Regions from separate parts of the Homo sapiens genome. Here region 2 is linked to region 1. The links are chromatin loops, found by intact Hi-C in ENCODE. Cell type or tissue: heart right ventricle. All regions are shown on one strand. Each heading gives the region's core, and the rest is flanking DNA. Links, peaks and the distances in the headings are about the cores only. Region 1 has its middle 42 kb from the start of LINC01767. Region 2 overlaps PLPP3 (phospholipid phosphatase 3).

Evidence for each region. Hi-C counts contacts between places; a loop is a spot of excess contacts. Peaks named below come from ENCODE experiments on the same cell type or tissue, not always from the same donor. Only the 100,000 strongest peaks of a DNase experiment are listed, where the experiment ranks them.
Region 2: a loop joins it to region 1, with 2.7 times the contacts of the local background. A loop is called at or near these places in 3 of 110 quality-filtered maps.

What each region holds. Positions count from the first base shown.
Region 1 is chr1:56,364,283-56,381,564 of GRCh38, forward strand. No RefSeq gene overlaps it. Among named protein-coding and RNA genes, the nearest start is that of LINC01767, 42 kb to the right of the region's middle. RefSeq lists an enhancer at 5,612-6,138. In heart right ventricle, for the core only: no CTCF peak of the experiment used is centred there; DNase peaks (open chromatin) are centred at 10,029, 10,211 and 12,539; H3K4me3 peaks cover 1,911 bases; H3K27ac peaks cover 4,944 bases.
Region 2 is chr1:56,504,703-56,512,702 of GRCh38, forward strand. It overlaps PLPP3 (phospholipid phosphatase 3), which reads right to left. Exons shown (of 6, transcript NM_003713.5): 5 at 7,274-7,450. Among named protein-coding and RNA genes, the nearest start is that of PLPP3, 71 kb to the right of the region's middle. RefSeq lists enhancers at 5,253-5,983, 6,969-7,470, 7,471-7,970. In heart right ventricle, for the core only: no CTCF peak of the experiment used is centred there; DNase peaks (open chromatin) are centred at 1,715 and 3,989; H3K4me3 peaks cover 558 bases; H3K27ac peaks cover 7,404 bases.

The sequences.
Region 1 (17,282 bases), core at 5,295-13,294:
GCCATGTCTTCACATGTTCCCCCCATCACACACAGTCTTTCCCTCCCTCATTAATCAATCTGTCTATATCTATATCTATTTACATACATATGTTTTTGTGAACCATTTAAGAATAGCTTGCAAACATCAAGACATTGCATTCCTAAATAATTCAACATGAATCTCTCATCTCTTACAATGATATTCTTCCTTACAATATCATTATCAGACCCAAGAAATTTAATTTCATAAAATATTATTTAATATACATTCCATATTCAAAGTTCCCCAGTAATGTTCAGAATCCAAACAAGTATCACACCCTGCATTTGGCTGCCAGATCTCCTTAGTTTGATCTAACACAGAACATTTCTCCTGCCTTTTTACTTTCTTTTTTTCATGATATTGACTGTTTTAAAGATTCTAAGACAGTTGTCTTGTTATGTATATTTGGACTAGGACAAAAAATGAGTAAATATATTGACTTTAATTGGAAACCATGATTCTCACTGTAAAAGATGGGAGATGTAAATATCAGTGAGGAAGGTGAGCAAGAACACGGTATTGTATTGTTTCAGACTTTGTATTAATCAGGATTCTTAATTAGAAACAGAACCAATAGGATTTGTATACACGCACACACACACACAAATATATAGAGAGAGATTTATTCAAGGAATTGGTGTACAGGATTATGGAGGCTTCCAAGTCCAAAATATGCAGGGTTGGCCAGCAAGATAGAGATCCAGAGAAGAGCCAATGTTGCAGTTTAAGGCTGAAGGCCATCTGCTGAAGAGTTCCCTCTTGCTTGGGGGACATGAGTCTTTTGTTTTATTCAGGCCTTCGACTGATTGGATGAGGCCCATTCACATTAAGGAGGGTAATCTGCTTCATGTAAAGTCTACAGATTTAAATGTTAATCTCATCCAAAAACATCCTCAAAGAAACCTCCAGAATAACGTTTAACCAAATATTTGGGCACTGTGATCCACCCAAGCTGACATATAAAACTAACCATCAGAGACTCCAATAGATGAAGATAGAGACAGAAATACATATACATACATTTATTTATTTTAGCTCTGTAATGAAAGGGCCCAGAAGCAATGATACCCCAGTAGCAGAGAGCACATATTATGTCTACATCTTGATTTCTAAATACCATTCTCCACTAAAAAGAACCACTGCCTCGGGGTTGCAATCCTAGTCTCTGATAAAACAGACTTTAAACCAACAAAGATCAAAAGAGACAAAGAAGGCCATTACATAATGGTAAAGGGATCAATTCAACAAGAGGAGCTAACTATCCTAAATATTTATGCACCCAATACAGGAGCACCCAGATTCATAAAGCAAGTCCTGAGTGACCTACAAAGAGACTTAGACTCCCACACATTAATAATGGGAGACTTTAACACCCCACTGTCAATATTAGACAGATCAACGAGACAGAAAGTCAACAAGGATACCCAGGAATTGAACTCAGCTCTGCACCAAGCAGACCTAATAGACATCTACAGAACTCTCCACCCCAAATCAACAGAATATACATTTTTTTCAGCACCACACCACACCTATTCCAAAATTGACCACATAGTTGGAAGTAAAGCTCTCCTCAGCAAATGTAAAAGAACAGAAATTATAACAAACTATCTCTCAGACCACAGTGCAATCAAACTAGAACTCAGGATTAAGAATCTCACTCAAAGCCGCTCAACTACATGGAAACTGAACAACCTGCTCCTGAATGACTACTGGGTACATAACGAAATGAAGGCAGAAATAAAGATGTTCTTTGAAACCAACGAGAACAAAGACACCACATACCAGAATCTCTGGGACGCATTCAAAGCAGTGTGTAGAGGGAAATTTATAGCACTAAATGCCTACAAGAGAAAGCAGGAAAGATCCAAAATTGACACCCTAACATCACAATTAAAAGAACTAGAAAAGCAAGAGCAAACACATTCAAAAGCTAGCAGAAGGCAAGAAATAACTAAAATCAGAGCAGAACTGAAGGAAATAGAGACACAAAAAACCCTTCAAAAAATCAATGAATCCAGGAGCTGGTTTTTTGAAAGGATCAACAAAATTGATAGACCGCTAGCAAGACTAATAAAGAAAAAAAGAGAGAAGAATCAAATAGACACAATAAAAAATGATAAAGGGGATATCACCACCGATCCCACAGAAATACAAACTACCATCAGAGAATACTACAAACACCTCTACGCAAATAAACTAGAAAATCTAGAAGAAATGGATACATTCCTCGACACATACACTCTCCCAAGACTAAACCAGGAAGAAGTTGAATCTCTGAATAGACCAATAACAGGCTCTGAAATTGTGGCAATAATCAATAGTTTACCAACCAAAAAGAGTCCAGGACCAGATGGATTCACAGCCGAATTCTACCAGAGGTACAAGGAGGAACTGGTACCATTCCTTCTGAAACTATTCCAATCAATAGAAAAAGAGGGAATCCTCCCTAACTCATTTTATGAGGCCAGCATCATTCTGATACCAAAGCCGGGCAGAGACACAACCAAAAAAGAGAATTTTAGACCAATATCCTTGATGAACATTGATGCAAAAATCCTCAATAAAATACTGGCAAACCGAATCCAGCAGCACATCAAAAAGCTTATCCACCATGATCAAGTGGGCTTCATCCCTGGGATGCAAGGCTGGTTCAATATACGCAAATCAATAAATGTAATCCAGCATATAAACAGAGCCAAAGACAAAAACCACATGATTATCTCAATAGATGCAGAAAAAGCCTTTGACAAAATTCAACAACCCTTCATGCTAAAAACTCTCAATAAATTAGGTATTGATGGGACGTATTTCAAAATAATAAGAGCTATCTATGACAAACCCACAGCCAATATCATACTGAATGGGCAAAAACTGGAAGCATTCCCTTTGAAAACTGGCACAAGACAGGGATGCCCTCTCTCACCGCTCCTATTCAACATAGTGTTGGAAGTTCTGGCCAGGGCAATCAGGCAGGAGAAGGAAATAAAGGGTATTCAATTAGGAAAAGAGGAAGTCAAATTGTCCCTGTTTGCAGACGACATGATTGTTTATCTAGAAAACCCCATCATCTCAGCCCAAAATCTCCTTAAGCTGATAAGCAACTTCAGCAAAGTCTCAGGATACAAAATCAATGTACAAAAATCACAAGCATTCTTATACACCAACAACAGACAAACAGAGAGCCAAATCATGGGTGAACTCCCATTCACAATTGCTTCAAAGAGAATAAAATACCTAGGAATCCAACTTACAAGGGATGTGAAGGACCTCTTCAAGGAGAACTACAAACCACTGCTCAAGGAAATAAAAGAGGACACAAACAAATGGAAGAACATTCCATGCTCATGGGTAGGAAGAATCAATATCGTGAAAATGGCCATACTGCCCAAGGTAATTTACAGATTCAATGCCATCCCCATCAAGCTACCAATGACTTTCTTCACAGAATTGGAAAAAACTACTTTAAAGTTCATATGGAACCAAAAAAGAGCCCGCATTGCCAAGTCAATCCTAAGCCAAAAGAACAAAGCTGGAGGCATCACACTACCTGACTTCAAACTATACTACAAGGCTACAGTAACCAAAACAGCATGGTACTGGTACCAAAACAGAGATATAGATCAATGGAACAGAACAGAGCCCTCAGAAATAATGCCACATATCTACAACTATCTGATCTTTGACAAACCTGAGAAAAACAAGCAATGGGGAAAGGATTCCCTATTTAATAAATGGTGCTGGGAAAACTGGCTAGCCATGTGGAGAAAGCTGAAACTGGATCTCTTCCTTACACCTTATACAAAAATCAATTCAAGATGGATTAAAGATTTAAACGTTAAACCTAAAACCATAAAAACCCTAGAAGAAAACCTAGGCATTACCATTCAGGACATAGGCGTGGGCAAGGACTTCATGTCCAAAACACCAAAAGCAATGGCAACAAAAGCCAAAATTGACAAATGGGATCTAATTAAACTAAAGAGCTTCTGCACAGCAAAAGAAACTACCATCAGAATGAACAGGCAACCTACAAAATGGGAGAAAATTTTCGCAACCTACTCATCTGACAAAGGGCTAATATCCAGAATCTACAATGAACTCAAACAAATTTACAAGAAAAAAACAAACAACCCCATCAAAAAGTGGGCGAAGGACATGAACAGACACTTCTCAAAAGAAGACATTTATGCAGCCAAAAAACACATGAAGAAATGCTCATCATCACTGGCCATCAGAGAAATGCAAATCAAAACCACTATGAGATATCATCTCACACCAGTTAGAATGGCAATCATTAAAAAGTCAGGAAACAACAGGTGCTGGAGAGGATGCGGAGAAATAGGAACACTTTTACACTGTTGGTGGGACTGTAAACTAGTTCAACCATTGTGGAAGTCAGTGTGGCGATTCCTCAGGGATCTAGAACTAGAAATACCATTTGACCCAGCCATCCCATTACTGGGTATATACCCAAAGGACTATAAATCATGCTGCTATAAAGACACATGCACACGTATGTTTATTGCGGCACTATTCACAATAGCAAAGACTTGGAACCAACCCAAATGTCCAACAATGATAGACTGGATTAAGAAAATGTGGCACATATACACCATGGAATATTATGCAGCCATAAAAAATGATGAGTTCATATCCTTTGTAGGGACATGGATGAAATTGGAAACCATCATTCTCAGTAAACTATCGCAAGAACAAAAAACCAAACACCGCATATTCTCACTCATAGGTGGGAATTGAACAATGAGATCACATGGACACAGGAAGGGGAATATCACACTCTGGGGACTGTGGTGGGGTCGGGGGAGGGGGGAGGGATAGCATTGGGAGATATACCTAATGCTAGATGACACATTAGTGGGTGCAGCGCACCAGCATGGCACATGTATACATATGTAACTAACCTGCACAATGTGCACATGTACCCTAAAACTTAGAGTATAATAAAAAAAAAAAAAAAAAAAAAAAAAGAACCACTGCCTCTTAGAGAAACAGCTGATTCTGGCTCTGGGGCAAAGAAAATATAAGGTAAGTCGAGAATCTCTTGTTGTCAGAAAACAAAGAGGTACTCAAAGATTGATGGCGAAATATCAAAAGAACATAGGAATTGGTTTGAAGGAATTCCCACTGGTCAAATCAATTGGGAAATCAAAAAGAATAGTGATAATAATTCACAGTCCACTTAAGAATAAGAAAGAAAGAAGAATCCATAAGATCATGATAATAAATATAAAATTTAAAGTAGGAAAGAAGGAAGTTGTTCTTTGAAATAGTTACTACTAGGAAAAGGAGGAATATTGGGTTCAACTCTATGGTCTTCAAGTTTTTTCTTTTTAAGTGAAAGCAAGTTTATTAAGGAAGTAAAAGAATAAAAGAATGGCTACTCCCTAGGCAGAGCAGCCTATGATCTTAAAGTTTTAATGTCATAGAACTCCAAAAGGAGCAAAAATAGGCCTGTCTTAAGTACTCACAAATAAGAGCAATTTTACTTCCTCCATAATACTAAGTTCTTTTTAAATACCTTGGTCTTTTCTCCTTTTTGTAATCAAGATTCTTCATTTGAGTTAGAAAACCCAACTGTATAGGGTGGGCAAATTTTAAGTCATATTAAAAGATTCAAGGGCTTTAGTTGATAGGAATAGTAATATATGATTTGGCTGCTCCCAAAATTGATGAGACCTCAGACTGCACTCATAGGAAGAACGACTCCAGAGAAAAGGAGGTGATCTTTCTGCTTGTCTCTCGGTTTGGTAGCTTTTATCGGAATGCTGAGACCAATTCTTGGACAGAGATAAACCAAATTCTCACCCATAGGAAACTGTCCCAATTTGGGCTGGGGAAAGAAGGAAAGAGGGTAAAAGAACGAGTTATTGAGAAATGGCTGAAACAAATTGGAATGATGCTGCTGCTGGTGGTAATAACTATTCTTTATGGAGTGAAATGCCAAGAGTGCTGGTCCCACTAAGTCCCTTTGTACACATTATGTTATTCGTTCTCCCAGTGACACTCTAAGAGAGGCAATAGTGACCCAAGCTCAGAGAATTAGGTGGGGTGTGTAAGGCCACACAGACACTAAATAGCAAAGCTGTGATCTGACCAAGATCTGTCCAAATCCAGTGTTCATGCTCCTGTCCCTAGCGTACACTTGCCTTTGACTTAAATATGAGGTTAGGTAACCAGGAGCAGATTCCAGCTCTATCCCTATAGGACACTGGATTTATTACTCTCCTTCTCCGAACCTTGGGTTCCTCAGCCTTTTCTCAGAACTTGGGCACCTTTGCCCTCCTGATTCTCTTCCACTTTTCCCTGACTCCACCCCACCCTCACCATAGCTGCAGACCCTTTCTAATGAAAATCAATTCATCTCTACTCCACCTGACCAGCATTCCCAATCAGCAAAACAAAAGCAGGTGTCAGGAGAGACACGCACTGAAACTCGAGAGTTTAACGTCTTCTCTTTCATTGCTGTTTCCAAGGCCTTAATGAGGACAAAATTAGATAAGGTTTGGGGAAGAAGCTCTGGGTTAACGAGGTGTTTGTATGTGTATATCCCGTATACACAGAAAATATCCCCCACACAGAGAAAAGTTCAAAGACAAGTATAACAAACGCATTGAACGCACCACCTGGATCTAACAATGTTAATATTTTGCCATGTTTGCTTCAGATTTTTTTAAATTAAAACATTTAGTTGAAGATCCATAGAAGTTCCCTCGATAAGCTTTCCCTACCTCTACCCTAGAAGTAATTATTACCATCTAGAAGCATGTATTCTTCCTTGCCAGATCTTTATGGTACATAAAGAGTTAATTTTAAACTTGTGGCATTGTTTCGCATTTTTTAAAATATTATTTTAAGTTCCAGGGTACATGTGCATGATGTGCAGATTACATAGGTAAACATGCGCCATGGTGGTTTGCTGCACCTACCAAACCATCACCTAGGTATTGAGCCCGGCATGCCTTAGCTATTTTTCCTGAGGCTCCCCCACCTCCCTGCCCTCCCCTAACAGGCTCCAGTGTGTGTTGTTCCCCTCCCTGTGTCCATGTACTCTCATTGTTCAGCTCCCACTTATAAGTGAAAACATGTTTTGCATGGGGTTTTTTTTGTTTTTTTGAGACAGAGTCTCGCTCTGTCGCCCAGGCTGGAGTGCAGTGGCGTGATCTCGGCTCACTGCAACCTCCGCCTCCTGGGTTGAAGCGATTCTCCTGCCTCAGTCTCCTGAGTAGCTGGGGCTACAGGCATGTGCCACTATGCCGGATAATTTTTTTTTTTTTTTTTTTTTGTATTTTTAGTAGAGACTGGGTTTCACCGCGTTAGCCAGGATGGTCTCAATCTCCTGACCTCATGATCCACCCACCTCAGCTTCCCAGAGTGCTGGGATTACAGACATTGAGCCACTGCTCCTGGCCTGCATGGTTTTATTTATTTATTTATTTATTTATTGAGACAGAGTTTCACTCTTGTTGCCCAGGCTGGAGTGCAATGGCGTGATCTCGGCTCACCGCAACCTCCGCCTCCCAGGTTCAAGTGATTCTCCTGCCTGAGCCTCTTGAGTAGCTGGGATTGCAGGGATACACCACCACGCCCAGCTAATTTTTTTGTATTTTAGTAGAGACAGGGTTTCTCCATGTTGGTCAGGCTGGTCTCGAACTTCTGACCTCAGGTGATCTGCCTGCCTTGGCCTCCCAAAGTGCTGGGATTACAGGCATGAGCCACGGCGCCCGGCCAGCCTGCACGTTTTTAAATACACATAAATGATATCTTGTCTGTGCCTTTCTGCAACTTGGTCTTTTTTATTCAATAATGTTTTAGTGATTTATCATATTGCTAAATGTAGCTCTAATTTATTCTTTTAGTTGCTATTTTATGTTGCTTTATTTTTGCTATTTTATGTTCTATCTAAAAAAAGATCCATTTGTTTATCCATTCCTCTATTAATGTACTTTTAGATTATTTCCAATATTGCACTATTATATACAATGCTAACACTGAACATTATTGCACATCTCCTTTGGCACATATGCAAAAATTTCTCTAAGCTATTACCTCATAGAGGAAGCCCTGGTTGTGTATTCATATTGACTGCTACTATGTATTGCCAGTTGCTCCCCAAACTGTTTTACCAATTTATAGTCCCACCAGCATGGTATGATAGTTCTCATGTCTCCTTATCCTCCTCAACATTGGGTATCTCAGACTGTTATTTTTGCCTATCCGACAATGGGAAATAGTGTCTTACTGTTCTCATTTGAATTTCCCCAACAGCTCATAATGTCAAACATCTTTTTATATGATTATTGGCCATTCCAGTTGCCTGTTCATAATCTGTAGATTTTTCCATTGTTTGTCTTTTTCTTATTGACTTGTATGAATTATTTATATATCCTGGGTAATAATCTTTTAAAACTTGAATGTATTGTAAATATTGGGACAAGCTTTGTAAACTTCAAAGCAGCACCAAAAAAATGGTTTTTATTAGTGTTCATTTTACTCTTACATATGTCTTATCACCTAAACCAGAGCCTCCAGAGGACAGAGAATGTGGCTTCCTTATGTTTATTTATCCAGAATGAGTGTTAATAGGAAGCAGCCTGGAATTATGGGGGAAAATTAGGGCTTTAAAAATAGAAATGGAGTTAATACTGCCTCTGCCACTGAGTAGCTATGTAAGCTTGTTCAAACCACTTAATCTATTTCCTTTGTTCTAAAATGGGAAGAATATCTCACAAGGTTGTGAAGAATAGCATAAGATAATGCATGTAAAAGTGCTTGGTGTGGGGGCATAGCATATACTAGATTCTCAATAGATATTAGAATAGAAATATTGATAAATATTTGTTGGTGGTGAACTTAATTCTTCAATAACTGGATAATAATAGCTTTATTGACCATTTCTTATTTCTAGACACTATTCTACACAAACAGCTCCCTCTACTATATTTTTATCTTTTTTTTTTTCTGTTTTGAGATGGAGTTTTGCTCTTGTTGCCCAGGCTGGAGTGCAGTGGTGTGATCTTGGCTCACTGCAACCTCCGTCCCCTGGGTTCAAGAGATTCTCCTGCCTCAGCCTCCCGAGTAGCTGGGATTACAAGTGCCCACGAACACACCCGGCTAATTTGTATTTCTAGTAGAGATGGGATTTCACCATGTTGGTCAGGCTGGTCTCGAACTCTAGACCTCGGGTGATCCACCCGCCTCGGCCTCCCAAAGTGCTGGGATTACAGGCGTGAGCCACCGCGCCTGGCCATCTTTTTTTTCACAGATAAAGAATCTGAGACTAAGAAAGATTAAGTAATTTAGACAGTTATACAGCTTGTAAATGGTGGCTTTAATCTACAAAGACTGATTTATCTTAGTCTTGTCACAAAAATGTATTCATCCATCCAACAATATTTGTTGAATGTCTACTATGTTCCAGGTACTCCACTAGGCACTCGGCTGCATTGGTGAACAAGATGAACAGACTTCCTACCCTCAAAGAGCTTATATTTTAGTAAAGGACCAAAACAGCAACCAAATAGGCAAATAAATTGTGATATATTATGAACAAATGCACAACTAAGATAGAATATGGCAAAGAGCTTGGAGATTCTTTCAGGGAAGTGATCAAGAAAGCATTTGCCAAGGAATGACACTGAAGCCAAAATAAAACAGATGAGAAATAGCAAGCTGACCATTTGAAGAACATTTCAAGCAGAAGCAACAATATGCAAGTTCAGTTCCAGTCCATAATATGAACTAGACAGAAACTATTTCGATATTCCATATCTCCCACTTGCGAGTCCTGCTCACTCTTTTTAGCCATGGCAAGGAAGAAAATACTGTGAGCCCGAAGCAGCTGGTAAAACCATCATTCTACCCTGAGCCCGGATCACCCCCAGCTGGGCAGCGGCCATCTGGACATCCTCCAGCTGCAGCCACTCTTCTCCTACCAACTTCCCTTCCACGGCACTGTTCCATCTCCCAGGCCAAGCCTGTGAACTTGGCCAGATAGGTTTGGCTTTGTTTCTCAGGTAAAAACTTTTCACCCCAGCATTCCCCACACCGTCAATAATGGTGCACATTTGCAGATTGGTCTGTACGTGCATAAGCTGAGACCCTAGAGGATTGATTCAAGTCTGGGAGGGTGCCAGGTTTTCATTAAACCCCTTATAAACCAGCACTGCAGTTCTACAGGGCCACATCTGCCGAGGAAGCCATCTGTGATTCGTATCTTCGTGCTCCAACAAAACGCCAGCAGTGTGAAAAACTCTCCCCTCTGCTCTGCAGTGAACTGGAAAAGTAACATTAGTAATCACTTTTGCAGGCTCCATAATGACATAATGGGCATTGGCTTAAGTCTTAAACCACAGCCAATAGCCCCTGCCAACAATCTGGGTGGATCCAAGCTGTCCTAAAAATATAGGTCATCACTCATGCCCTTCTCGACCTAAGAGAATAAAGATAAAGAATTTGCACTTTGAGATACAGGGAGAAAAAGTAACTAATGTTTAATGAGTGTCTGCCAAGCATCAAGCACTTTGCAATGATGACAACCTTAAAAAGCATGCATGATTGTACTCATTTTACAGAGGAGGGGCCTAAGGTCAGAGATACTAGATGGCTTACCCAAAGCCACACAGATCAGTGGCATGGCAGAAGGTCGAACTCAAGCCTCACAATCCCCAAAGCCTGTGAGCTTTCCACCCCAGAAGGAGAACCTTGAGGATGGCATGCAAACTAAGTGTTTGGATTTTTCTACAAAAGTAATTCAAGACTGCATTAAAAATTAAGCACAGGACAGATAGAACATCTTTCACCTGTAGTAGCCTAGATCTGGGTAAAACCACTAAGTAATAGAACTGCACATGGGTTATTTAAATCCATAATACTCACTTTGAGTTAGATGAACAGAAAGGAGCTTGCCTTCTCTGCTTAATTCTTGCTTCCTCCTCCCCCAACCCCAGCCCATCCTGTCAAAAAAAAAAAAAAAGAAAGAAAGAAAAAGAAAAAGAAAAGATACTGCCTGCTCCTAATGTCTGAGCCCACATCCAAAAATAGAACCATCCAGCCGGTGTTCATTTCATTAAGAGTACCTTCCAATAGGGTGCTTGCTTGCATTTTCTGCTAAAGACCTTTGGAGGTCCCAAGCAGTCTTAAAGCGAAAAGTCCTTTTTCTTCTGAAGATGCAGGATCTCTCTGGGGCTATCCAGGACAAAAGGACGGACTCCTTAAACAAAGAGGAAACAACTGCTCCCCTCAGGAGACTGCAGACTCAGAAGCAGGGAGAAGAAGAAAAAAAAAAAAAAAGCCTGGGCTTTAGGACCAAGCAGGCTGCGGTTTGAATCTTGGCTTTCCTGCCAAATCATTGTATGAACTCAGACAAATATTTACCTTTCTGAGCATCCTTATGTGGAAGAATGAATCTAATGATACCTACCATACGGGGTTACTAGGAGGAACTGAGAAGACAATACATCAAGACACAGGCACATGGTGGGTTTCAATAGAAGTTAATTTGCTTTCCTTACCTTTTACATTTATCTTCTGTTTGGCTAAAGCTTCAAAGAAAGATTCAAAAAATGTTGAAAGGGTTGATAGTTTTCTTTTGGAAGGATAGTTTTTGATATTTCAGATTCTGTTGGATTGTCTAAAAGATTAACTCTCAGCAGCTTTTCCTCTTTCCTCATATAAACACCTAGAAATAATTTCCTGATCCATGTCCCATTGATGCCAAAGAGCAACAGGACAAAGAGAATCAAATCATGTTTAAATCACTTAGTGGAACCCCTCTTTCGTAGATTGCCAGGTTAGCCAAAGTTTTAGTTTAAAAAAAAAAAAGTTGGGGGAAGTTGGGAAAGAAAAAGCACTGACAATGAAGGAACCCTGCTGCTCTGGGAGAATTTTAGACTTGACAAAGATTTATACAATTTAATCATCATGTCCATATTCATATGGTAACCTTTGCTGAAAGAACCTGGTTGGAATTCTGGCTGTATCACTTGAGCAAATTGCTCAATGTCTCTGAACTTCAGTTTCCTCAGCTCTGAAGTGGAGACTAGAGATGATAATCACTACCTTGCAGGATGATTAGGGGATTACTAATTATATCCATACAGCTACTAGGCTCAGTGCCTAGTAGAGAGCAGGTGCTTAATAAATGGCTGTTTTATTACTCACAAAACACTCTTTTGATATCCACAACAACCCTGTAAGGTAAGAATCACTGATCCCATTTTTTTTAGATGAGGAAATGGAGATTCAGAAAAATAAAACATGACATTCAAGACCCCCCAGCCCTGGCTTGCACTGAGAGGACCTGCAGATTTATTTGACTGCAAAGCCTGTTTTCCTTCCAGCGTGCATACTGCTGCCACGTCTGTTCCTGCAGATGCAGAGAGGGGAAGATTTCAAGCACTTTTCGTCTCCATCTGAGTTGCTTCCTCTCCTCTGACTCGTTCCTGCCTTGGCAGTCCTGGCTGCCGTCTTCTCTATGCTGCCAACATCCCCTGACCTGACTCTTGCCGCCAACTGAAGCTTTCACCCAGCCAAAAAGGCATTTGGGAAACCACATCCCCTTCCCTCCCCACTGCGTGCCTTTGAAGTGAGTGTGTCATTTGACCAGTACCTACTCAGGCTACAAATTCCAGACTCCTTTCCTACCTGGAGCCCTGGGTCCCCCATGGTTCAGGGCAGACATTAGGCGAGTCTACCTTATTTTTCACAGTGCTTTATTTCAACCCAACCTGAATTTACTAGGTACCTACTCTGTGCCAGACACTAATCTTAGTTCTGGAAAGAGAGAAATGGGTAAAACACAGGCTCTGCTTTCAAAGAATCCATGGAATATGACAGAATCTAATTTGGTTCAGTTTAAATAATTGCTAAGCACCTACCACAGGCCAGACCCTGTGCTAAACACTAGAGAATACTAAGATAAATAAGATGTCAGTCCTCTGGGAAGAGCTTACCATTGAATGGAACAATATCCTGATTAGTGTACTAAGCAGGATATCTGGCAGGTTTTACTAGGTCGGTGCAAAAGTAATTGCAGTATTTTTCCATTGAAAGTAATGGCAAAAACTGCAATTACTTTTGCACCAACCTAATACAACCTGCCAGATATCCATAACCTACTATGGGTTTCACATTGTGCTTCATAGGCATTCTCTTTAGTCCTCAGAATAAAATAACTTTTGAGATAAATGTTTGAAAGGGCAGAAAAATTCCTCTGTCCAAAACTAATCATGATGATGAGGATTCTAGATTTTAGGTCTGCTTTTTGTCTCAAAAGCTGCTGGTTTCTTGGCAGGATGGTAGCAGATCTATTTTCCTATTATTACCTCACATTTGAATGGTGTACAAGGATTTTCCAAAGCATATCCCTCCATTATCTCATCTGAGCACCAACATATCTATCCTGAATAGTGTAGGGTTTTCTGGGAGGCCCAGAGAGGGCCACGAGTCAGGGAAAAGTGGACGAGCAGCAACAAACCCTGCAAGGGCATTTAACCCTTACAACACCCTGTAAAGGAGGTCACATATTTCCCTCTCCCCATTTTATACTTGAGGAAACTGATGCTCAGAGCAGCTCTCCCAAGTTCATAGTGCTAGTCAAAAGAAATCCTTTGTTTGAACTCAAGTCCTACAGCAGCAGTACCTCTGACAGCTGGGTCTGTCCTCGAGACAAACCAACACTCTCATCACTGAGCTGGGATTTCAAGCATGACTTTGTGGGACCTCAGTTCAAGCACGCTCCTTTGCCTGTATGACTTTCGGGGACTCACCCAGTTTCTCTGGGCCTCAGTTTTTCATTTGTCAAGAGGCCATGCTAACCTCTGCCATCTGCATCATAGGTTCTGTGAGGGGCTGGTGAGATGCAAAATAAAAGGGAGAAAGACTTTGGAGGAGTTATAAATGTGAGAGATCATTGTTAATAATAGGTCTTCCAACATGTTACTATGGAATCAGAGGTTCAGGAGACAAATGCAGACAGGCCAAGATCCCCTCTGGGAACCCTGCCCTGAAACCAGGACCTGCTCCTTAAAGGACTCCCAGCAAGGCCCACTCCCAGCACCAAACACCCTGCCCTGATGATTTGCCTGGCTCTGCCCCTTCAGCCAGGCTCAACTAGCAGACCCGGGAGGGGAGGGGCTTTCACAGAAACAGATGGATCTGGTCACAGGGTGACAGCGTCCATGCCAAGAGCCCACTTTGTTTTAATGAATGACACCAAACATTTAAGCCATAAACTCTTCAGATTGCTGTGTCTGGCAGTAATTACATGCCTCCTATTAATAAATCCTATTTCTGAATGGTTTACTGCATCCCTTTCTGCAAACACTGCAGGCTGAAACCTGTCAGATGGAGCCAGAGGCCGACTTGTGGAGAGAAGGCAAATAAAGTGGGATGGCTTTCTGGACCTAAAAGGGTGACAGCCACAGGAGGAAAAAAGCAACAGGATGTCCTCCAGCGCCCAGGTCCCCAGAAAGCAGGGGTGTGCCTACCACCCTCACATTCGACCAATCTGACTCATAGATTCTGACCCCATAATTTATCTTGATGCCATCTCTATTGTCACTGAATCCTGTAGATTCTGACCCCCTAATTTATCTTGAAGCCATCTCTATTGCCATTGACTTGGTTGGAAATCCATGAGCTTCACCTGGAATATAGTGACTGTCATCCCAACCATCCTCCACATGCTGCCAGGGAGATCTTCCCAACATAAACGAGTGACCATGTCACTCTCCTGTGTGAAAACTCCACAGCAGTCCTCAGCACTCCAGGGCAAAGTCCAAACACTTCTGCACTCAAGGTCCTTCAGGATTTGAATTCTGCTACCTGCCCCCATTCATTTTCCAGAAATTACCCTTTCTACTACACTTTGCCACAGTGGTTTTCAAAGTGTGGTGCTTGGACCATCAGCAGCAGCATCACTTGTGAACCTTAGAGAAATGTGCACTCTCAGGCCCCATCCAGAGCTACTGATTCAGAAACTCTGACATGGAGCCCAGTGATCTGTTTTTGTTGTGGAGGTTGTTATTGTTGTTGTTTTTTAACAAACCTTGCAGGTGATTTGATGTGTGCTAGAGTTTGAAAAATGCCTCTTGCCCAGTTTTTCTGAAACATTAACATGCATAGGAACTACCTGGGGATCTTATTACAATGTAGATTCTGACTTAGTTGGGCCAGAGGAGAACACCAGATTCTGTTGTTCAGCAAGTGTCCAGGCAAAGTCAATGCTGCTGGTCCACTTATCAAACCTTGAGTAACAAAGCTCTGAAGACAGTTAATTGCAAACTCCTTGCCATTTCTCAAGCACACTTACTACTCCTTGTTTCATGCCTTTGTGGATGCTGTTCCCCCCATCTTCTTTCTTTCCTCTCTTTCTCACCTCCCTTATCCATCAAATAATTCTATCATGTATCAGAAGTCAGCATAAAGAGCCTCTGTATGCTTCCTTAACCTCCTTCTGCTGCCACATGACTTTGCCCACACACCCCCAACCAGAACACTGATCCCACTACACTATTGGTCTGTCTGTGCTTCCTCACCCACAAGGAACAGGACCATCACTCTACCTCTTGTATCTCTGTAACCATAGCACCAACACAGTGCCTGGCATGGGAACAATGGACAGTGAGTGAATGAATGAATGAATGCATTAGTCTGTGGATGAATGAATGAATGAATCCTTAACAAACAGTTCTACAGGTGGGTAGACTAGCAAACGAAGTATTTGTGAGTGGAGCTGTGCCCTCACTAGCAACCTGATTTCTCCCAGGGGACTTTTGTTGACTGCTAGGTTGCTTTTAAAGCAGGTAACAGCAAACTCTTGTTTTCTAAACCAAACCAACTGCCTAATCCTAGAAGACACAAAACATAGAGGTGGTCTCCCTGAGCCAGGAACCCCAGAGAAAATTTCTAAGAGGAAATATTCAAACAGCAAGTATACACATATAGGTTTCTCAGATAGGAAGACTCTACATACTGAAATTTCACAAAGACAGCTCCTTTATTTATTACGGTATGTATTACCTCCACAAACATTCATCGAATGTTGACTATACAACAAACGCTGTTAAGAAGTAGGGATGTAAGGTAAGCTGGATATTGTTCTTGTCTCTAAGAGGTCAGTTCAGTGGGGGAAGTAGATATGAAAACAGATCAGGACCATGCAGAATGGCAAAGGCTGCAACTTGGGTGTGCACAGATCATGGGACAGATGCTTTTAATTTTGCTAGGAAAGATGGGAACAAGCACCAAAGAGAAGATAATATTTGAACTGAGTCTTGAAAGATGAGTTTGTTTCTCAGGAGGAAAATAGGGGAGAAGGATACTTCTGGCAAGGGAACAGTACACGCAAATGAGCAGCAGCCAGGAAGAGTGCTGGACCTGGCAGAAGCTGCAAGAATCGGACATAGTTAAGTGTATGTGGGTTGGGATGGGGGTTGACATTGGGAAGTTGAGCAGAACCAGATCGGTCATTTAGCAAACATTCACTGAGTATCTATTATGTGCTTGGCACTGAGGGAGGCCCTGGTGACACAGACAACAGTAAATAACATAGAAATGGTTTCTGCTTTCCTGAAGCTGAGCATTCACAGCGGGGTTGGGGTAGTAGGGGGGAAAAACACATAAATAAAACATTTGCCCATTTTGATGTGTAAGGAGCTGAGCCAGAAAAATAGTGAGAGCTTTAACTTTAGATAAAGTGTCCAGGGAAATGCTTTCAGAGGCAAACTTAGAAGAAGGAGAAAGGAATGGGAGAGAGAAGAGTATCCACAGCAGAGAGAAAAGATTGGGTAAGCCTCTGAGATGGGTGAAAATGTGGCAAACTCAGAAAACCGAAAGTGGATGAAATTAATGAGTGAAAGGAAAATGATGCAATTTGACAAGAGATCAGAAGGGGAGACAGGTGAAGCCACTTGGGCTTGCAAGCCATGGTGGGTGTCTGCATCAATGCTAAGTGCTATGGGAGCCTTTGGAGGCCTCATCAGCAGGGCAGTAACGTGACCTAATTTGTTTGAGGAATTTTCAGCTCCCTTTTATTTATTTTTTTCTAAAAGGTAACTCTATTAATAGTTCCTTTACAGAAAATGAATTGGAAGGAGACTGAAGGCAGGTCCTCACTTAAAAAGGAGGCTATATAATGGTTCTGCCAAGAAAAAAAGCCAGGGCTAGAACTAATATGGTGGCACTAAGGATGAAAATTCACTGGACTCTCTCCCTTAGGAAAATTCTGCACTGGAAGC
Region 2 (8,000 bases), core at 1-8,000, 140 kb after region 1:
TTTTGTATCTTACAGCAAATGACCATTCATTTTTAAATAATTACCTACTCTAAAAATTCTTTCTAGTCTTCCAACACCCTCAAGAAGAATTAATCACCCCTTCTCTTGTAACCCCACTGTCCTCAGTAGTGTATCCCATCCCAGCAGCCGTGCCCTTCTATCATACTTGTCTGTTTACATGTCTATTCCTACTAGATCATTCTCAAGCCATTAGCAAGCTACAAAATCAACTAACTAGGTGGTTACCACCAGCATTTTTGAAGGTTAATAGAAAATATCAGAATTTCTCACACAGTAAGGGCAAGTCTTATTTTGTGAAATATTTGTTTTAGTTACGTGTGGGTGCCTCTATTGGGTTATGATATAAAGTGTATTTCTTATTATAGATGGCGGTCAAGTCTTGGAAAGCTACTGCACTAGATAAGCTCTTTAAGGACCAACTCCTTTTAGCTCTGAATCTTTAAACAAAGCATAGTACTTAACGCACAATTCACAATCAATATGTTGCATGTGCCAAGCATGATGTATCTTTAATTCTCTGAATCCTCAATCCAAAAATCATGTTAGGCATTATCATCCCAACCTCATGGGATTGGAAAAGGTGGCTGAGAGGTGAAGTGACTTGCCCTGACAGCCTACCTAGCAAGTGGCAGGAATATAACTTCCTCTCTGAACCTCTGCTTCGTCAGCTCATCCATCTTAGCAGGGGAACAAGAAAGGAAGTTTTATAAGTACAGTTGATCCTTGAATAACATGAGCTTGAACTGCATGGGTCCACTTAAACACAAATTTTCTTCTGCTTCTGCCAACCCTGAGACAGCAAGACCAACCCCTCCTCTTCTTCCTCCTCGTGAGCCTACTCAACATGGAAACAACCAGCATGAAGACTTTTATGGTGATCACTTCCACCTAATGTATAGTAAATATATTTCCTCTTCCTTATAATTTTCTTGATAATATTTTCTTTTCTCTAGCTTACTTTATTGTAAGAATACTGTATATAATACATAAAACATACAAAACATATGTTAATTGACTGTTTATGTTATCAGTAAGGCTTCCAATCAACATTAGGCTGTTAGTAGTTTTAAGTTTTGAGGGAGTCAAAAGTTCTATTTGGACTTTTTATTGTGCTGGAGGTCGGAACCTCTAGTCCCCATGTTGTTCAAGGTCAACTGTATTTTGAACAGTTGTAGAGTACTACAAAGATAGTGTCGTTATCTATTGGCGGCCAAAGTTTATTTCTTTGCTTCCTTCTCTCTCCCACATCCATGTTTCTGCCTGCCTAAGAGTGGGGGCCAGCAGTGGCAAGATCAGATTACCTCAAGGTCACATTACTGGGCAAAGAGCTAGACTTCTGCAGGGCCAGAAGAGGTTTGGGAGCTCATTTCATCCATTCCCCTGTGCCCAGGCAGCCCTGGAGTAAATCAGAAGGGAATAGATGGGACTCTCTCCTGTTAGAGAAGGAAGAGGCCTTGCAAATCCATGGCTAAGCATGCTTGGAATTTACTGTTTAGCCCTTTAGATGGAATCAAGAAACTGGGGATTTGGTTCCTACTCTGCTACTATGTGTCCTTGGGCGTGTCCTGGCCTCTCCCTGCACTGCAGTTTCCTTTTGCAGGGGTTGTCATCGCTGAACTCTTCTTCACACTGGCATTCTTGCTGGTGTCTTTTCCCAAGGTCACCTCACTGGGGCAGAGACAAAGAACGCCCTCGCCCTTCCCTACATCTGGAGGAAGATAGCAGCACACAAAAGAGCAACGGCAAGCGGAGCCACACCCCCGGGAAGAGGAAAACCAGGAAAGACTCTGCTGTGTATTTACGAAATCCATGAGCAGCTGCTTCCTCTGCTGAACCCACAGCAATGGCAGCCGGGCCCTCCCCTGACCCCTCCCAGGGGCCCCTAATTTGCCATCTGTTAGAGGGTCAGGGAGGAGGTGACCAGATATGCAAGTTGTCACCAGACAGGAAATGAACCGATGTCTGTTCCTTCGTCCTAGTCCCTGTGTGAGTCCAACTGTAAAGTTCACATCTTTGGTAGGGGTAACTTAGTGAGTGTGTAGGCGGGAGGGGGCTGGGAGAGCCAATATGAGCCTGTGTTTTTTTTTTATTCGTCTGTCTGTTTATGTGTGTCTGTGGTTCTGAGTACGATTGGGTCTGCCCATGCACCTCATGGTCTATCTGGGCTGTGGCCTTCTCCTTTGTCCTGTGTACCTCTGTCCAGATCTCTGAAGGTGTGCAGGCAGGCCTATCCGACCCTAAGTGCTTGTGTCTTTGTGTTGAGTTCATGACACTGTATAGGTTTTCTGTCTGTGCTGGCTTCCATTGTCTTCCTTTTCTGGAAAGCATTCAATTAGTAAGCAATGGAGGAGGAAACCAGACTTCCATTTGACATGTGATTTTTGTCTAGACAAGTCTGCCTGTTGTGACAGGATCTACCCTCAACAGACCCAGGTAAAAGTTCTCGGCTGTCATGCCTGTTGCCTAAGGCTCTGCAGTTATGGAACCAGCATTCTAGGGTTAATGCACTGTACCTCAGTCAGTTACTACAAAGTCAGCTGTGCCATAGAATGTCTGTGCACAAAGGTCATGGAGCTACAAGGCCTCCAGCTTCAATTCACAGGTGAGGAAACTAGGCCCAGAAGGGAAGTGTCTGGCCTGAAGCCACAAGCTAATTCATCATTCACCATTTACCCAATGCTGATGAAGCACCTATTGTGTCAGCTGCTGTACTACATACCGAGAATAAATAATCAGAAGGTTAAGCCATGGATTCTGCTATTAAGGCACCCACAATCTAGCTGAAGAGACAGACATATGAGCAGGCCATGAGTAGATGAGGCCTAAAGCCATGGTAGGAAGAAAGTGCAAAAGGCCATGGGGGACTGGAAGGAAGTGAGACAATACTGTCTCCAGGGACTGGGGAAGTTGTGGAAAGCTGAACAATGTCCCCCAAAGATGCCCGCATCCTAAGTCCCAGAAGCAATGAATGATGCTACATGATAAAATGAGATTAAGTTAAGATCTTGAGATGGAGAGATCATCCTGGGTTATCAAGGTGGTCCCAGCATCTGTAAAAGAGGGAGGCAAAAGGACAAAAGTCACAGAAGAAGGTGTGACAATGGATGCAAAGGCCAGAGAAAGTATATGTGTGTGTGAGAGAGAGAGGGAGAAGTGAAGATTCTATGCTGCTAGCTTTGAAAGTGGAGAATGGGGCCATGAGTCAAGGAACTCAGGTAGCTCCAGAAAGCTAGAAAAAGCAAGAAAACAGATCTCCCCTTAGATCCTCTAGATGGAATGTGTTCCACCTTGATTTTAGCTCAGTGAGACCCTTTTCCAACTCCCAACTTCCAGAACTGTAAGAAAAGAAACTTGCATTCTTTTAAGCCACTAAATTTGTGGTAATTTGTTACAGCAGCCAGAGGCAGCTAATACAGAAGGTTTCATCAGAGATGAGGTGACACTGGAACTGTGTTCCATCAAAGGGGACAGGTATCTAATACAGAAACTCAGGTGTTGGAAAATATTGAAATGTTTGACATGCCGGGAGGTGAAGGGGTGGAGAGATGAGAGGAGACCTGCCAAAGCCTGGGTCTTGGAGTGCCAGCTCTGTGTCAGGCTGTCTGGGGTCAACTCCAGCTTTGCTACCTTCTCTCTGAGTGCTTGGGCTCTCAGCAAATGTCAGCGAAGATTACAACTCAATTAACAGGGAGTCCGTAAAGGCTTGGCTCAGGAGGTTATCTGGCAGACTGGAAAATGGATTCTGTGTTTCTTGGCACCTCAAGTGGTGGCCTTTGTGCCATACATGCTGCTTTTTTATCAATCCTCTTAACCTCAGGTGATGTCTCTGTGTTTCAAAAACCATTCAATACAGCCATAGTTGTGAGTAAGAAGAGAACTTTGCTCCTTCCTGGCATTCCCTGGGACAGCGGCCCTGATTCGTGGGGAAGAGTTCTGTCATGTGGCACAAGCAGAGCAGAGGTCACAGACTCCTGCTTGGCACGTGACAGCTACATTGCACAACCCTGATAAAGCTGCAAAACCCATGAGGCAGATGCCTGTCATCCTACTCATAGTTCCCTCTCCCAGGCACCTGGTGCCTTCATCACATGGTCTCTGGTTCCCCACACCTCCTCACAGATCTACCCATCTCTCCTCAATCCAGGGTCCTGAGCTTTGCTTCTGTCTCCCTCACAATCAAACCCAGGACAACAGAATCCTGGGAGCTTACGGCTGGAAAAGACACTACCTTCTTTCCTCCCAGCTGAACATTTCCAAACTTTTATTCTCAGTAGCCACAGCTTCCAGGCACTTCCCTGTCCTGGCCTCTCAGATGGCTTCAATGAAATGAATCTCTCAGTGCTGCGATTCCAAGCCATTCTGGACCATGAGGTCCCACTGAGCACAAGGCTGGGTGTCAGGCATTTGGAGAAAAATGATAGGTAAGATTGAGTCCCTGTTCTTGCATGTTCACAGGTGAGTGAGTAAAAGGCAGGGAAAGAGATTTATCACCCCTTTCCAAACCATCTTTACATTGTAAATCAGGCTTTCAAACTCAAAGCAATAACTGGATCCACCCAAAGGGTTAGGAAGGACTCCGTGACACAATTAAATGATACTCTTTAAGCAGCTAACTATGGAGCTTCTGTTTCGGGTTAACTGCAGGGCCTTCAGCTTCAGGGACCCCTTCTCCTTGCAGAGTGCAGAGGGCATAGCTTTGAGTCCATGAGAATCGTGGTGCAGCTGTCTATTAGCTCTCTGACCCTGGATGACTTAAGTTACCTCTCTGAGCTAGTTACTTCTGTAAAATGGCTGTAGTACAATGGCTTAATGTGACTAAAAGAAGACAGTGGGCAGCTGGGCACAGTGGCTCACACCTGTAAACCCAGCACTTTTGGAGGCTGAGGCGGGCGGATCACCTGAGGTCAGGAGTTCAAGACCAGCCTGGCCAACACAGTGAAACCCCATCTCTACAGAAATACAAAAATTAGCCAGGCATGACGGTGGGTGCCTGTAATCCCAGCTACTTGGGAGGCTGAGGGGGAAGAATCTTCAACCTGAGAGGCAGAGGTTGCAGTGAGCCGAGATCGTGCCATTGCACTCTAGCCTGGGTGAGAGAGCGAGACTCTCAAAAAAAAAAAAAAAAAAAAAGGAAGACAATGGGTAAAGTATCAGAATGGTACCAGCAGAGAGTAGGTGCTTTGTAAACGCTAGGATCAAATTCCTATACTGTGCTACAGTCAGCGAGAGCCAAACAGGACACAAGTCAGAACCTTCATTTCACTTCTTGGAAATAAGCCATAGTCCTCCCGAACGCTCTGTCTAATTGCTTATGGCCCATGTTTTAGGATATAAAAGAGAGGAAGGCTAGTAAGGATCCCCCAACCTTTTAATTTTTTTAACTGGGGGTGCAGGGGACTCCAATTAGGGCAGTGGCGCCAAGAAGGAACCACAACAGCAGGCCCCCGCGGGCTGTCCTCCTGCTGAGAGCAAAGCTCAGAAGGGCACAGTCAGCAAAGGGTTACCCTTCAGTGCAAACACCCATCCCCCACTGTCACCTCACATTAAAGGGCCAGGCACCAGAGAACAAGCCGGTCAGTGACAGCTGCTCTCATTAACGGTTTGCTCCCCCAGGTTCTCTCCCTTCTGGCCTTTACTTTTAAAAAGAAAAAAGAAAAAGAAAGCAAGGGAGAAAGCCATTAAAACAGCCAGTCCAGTAGGCTGGGATTCCCATGTCAAAGGCTGCAGGCAGTTCACACACTGCTTTCTTCGTGGTGCCCACTCTGATTGCTGCAACTCCTTCTCCCTCTTCTTGACCCCTGCACATGGAGTCAGGTGCTTCCCTGCCTGCTGAAGCCCCCTACACATGTCACTATGACAGCCCCCACAGCATTAAGCTCCTGTGCTTGGCCTGGCTGTGAGAGGAGCAAGGATGGAATTTCCTTGGGAGGGCTGAGCCTTATTCATTCCTATACCTTCAAGAAATAACTTCCTACAGTGTTCTCAAGAAAGGTTAGATCAACTCATTGATTCTGGCTTTTTGCTTGTTAGGCACACATTTGCTTAGTCTGAGCTAGAATCCCTGAGAGGCCTTGATAAGATAGGGAGAGTAACATATATATTACACATGGTCCCTGCCCCCAAGAACTTACAGCCTAAAAGAAGACACCCATCGACAATTTCAATCCAGAGTGTTAAGTGCTGTTACAGAGGAGCTGGGGAGAGGCTGCATAGTGAGACATAAGCCTGCAACCAGGCTCAGAAACCAGGAAAGGATAAGAAGCTGGTTTAGATCTCTCTATTGTTCATAATTCTTACTGTGAATGAGCAAGGATAATACTAACAACAATACAACCTACATGTGTGGTGCTTAAATATCCAGCCATTATTGTACTCTGGGATTCCTGCTGGGCTGGGGTGAGCTCCCCTCAGTAGGGCCCAGGAAGTCACAATATCAAAGTAGGTGCTCAGTCATGTTCGCTGAATAAGCCCCTCAAAACTCTTAGCAGGCAGGAAAAGCAGTGCCTACAGATGGAGGCTCAGAGAAGTGCAATGCCTTCTCCCACCTTCACCTGGAGTCAGAGATGAAGTATGTGAAAAGGTAACCCATTCATTTGGGGCAAATCAGTATGTGGTCCATCCCAAGTTATCCCTAGGAAGTCTGTGACTCGATGTACGAGGGCCTCAGGCTGAGAGAGGGCTCAGCCTTCAGATAACCTCCTCTTCTCCAATGAACACTGAGTTTAGGGTCTGTGTGAGTCACTCCCAAGGTCACAGAGGGAAGAGGAGGCATTTTCCAAGAAGCGGAGAAGTCCCATTGCGTACTGTGTCCACCAAAACAGCATGTGAGCACTCGAGTCAGGAGACTTAGATCTTGCTACTAGGTCAACAGACTTAGCATGACACTAAGCATGACCTGCTGACACATGACCTTGGGTAAGTTTCTTCCCTAAATTTCCTCATCTATAACATGAGCAAGTTGGACAATATCTCAGCTCTCTTCCAATTGCAACATTCTACGAGCCCAAAACCTCTGTATTTACAGAGATTTACAGACCCTATCAGATCAAAACTCACAGGCTGGGAAGAAGCAGGAATTATTCTCATTTTACTGAAGGAGTCCTAAGGCCTAAGGCCTAAGGCCAGGTGACTCTTCAGACACCAAGCAGAGGACAGGAACGAGGGCTCTCTAGCTTTAGTCACTGAGCTGGAAACATTTAACAAGCAACAGTCCAGGGCTCCACTTGCATATTGAGGACAAGATGCTACTTACTATGCAGCAGGCCACCAGGGCTCCTTGAGCAAATCCTGCCAGAACATCACTGGGATGGTGCTTGTGGTCTGATACGCGAGACAGTCCCGTGTAGAAGGCCATCATGATCAAGGTGAACTGCAGGAGGGGCCGGAGCAGGCGGGCTCCTCGCCAAGTGAAGCGGGCCTGCAGGTATAGCTGGAGAAAGGAGACAAAAAGGAACAGACATTAAGTGACTCCCCACTCACATGCACTATAACCCCAGGTGACACACACTACATTTCTACGAACAGGGATCATCTGGACCTTGGGTGGCATGTTGTAGATACAGCAATTTGAACATGACCTCAAGCCAGTTATTTAAATGCTGAGCCTGGCTAGGCACGGTGGCTCACGTCTGTAATCCCAGCACTTCGTGTGGCTGAGGTGGGCAGATCACCTGAGGTCAGGTGTTTGAGACCAGTCTGGCCAACATAGTGAAACCTCATCTGTAATAAAAATACAAAAATTATCTGGGTGTGATGGCATGTGCCTATAGTCCCAGCTACTCAGGAGGCTGAGGCAGGAAAATCACTTGAACCCAGGAGGCGGAGGTCGCAGTGAGCCGAGATCGCACCACTGCAGTTCGGTCTGGGCAACAGAGTGAGACTCTGCCTCAAAAAAATAAATAAGTAAGTAAGTAAGTAAATAAATAAATAAATGCTGAGTCTTAGTTCTCACACTAAAAAATAGGAAAAATAGAGTTTAT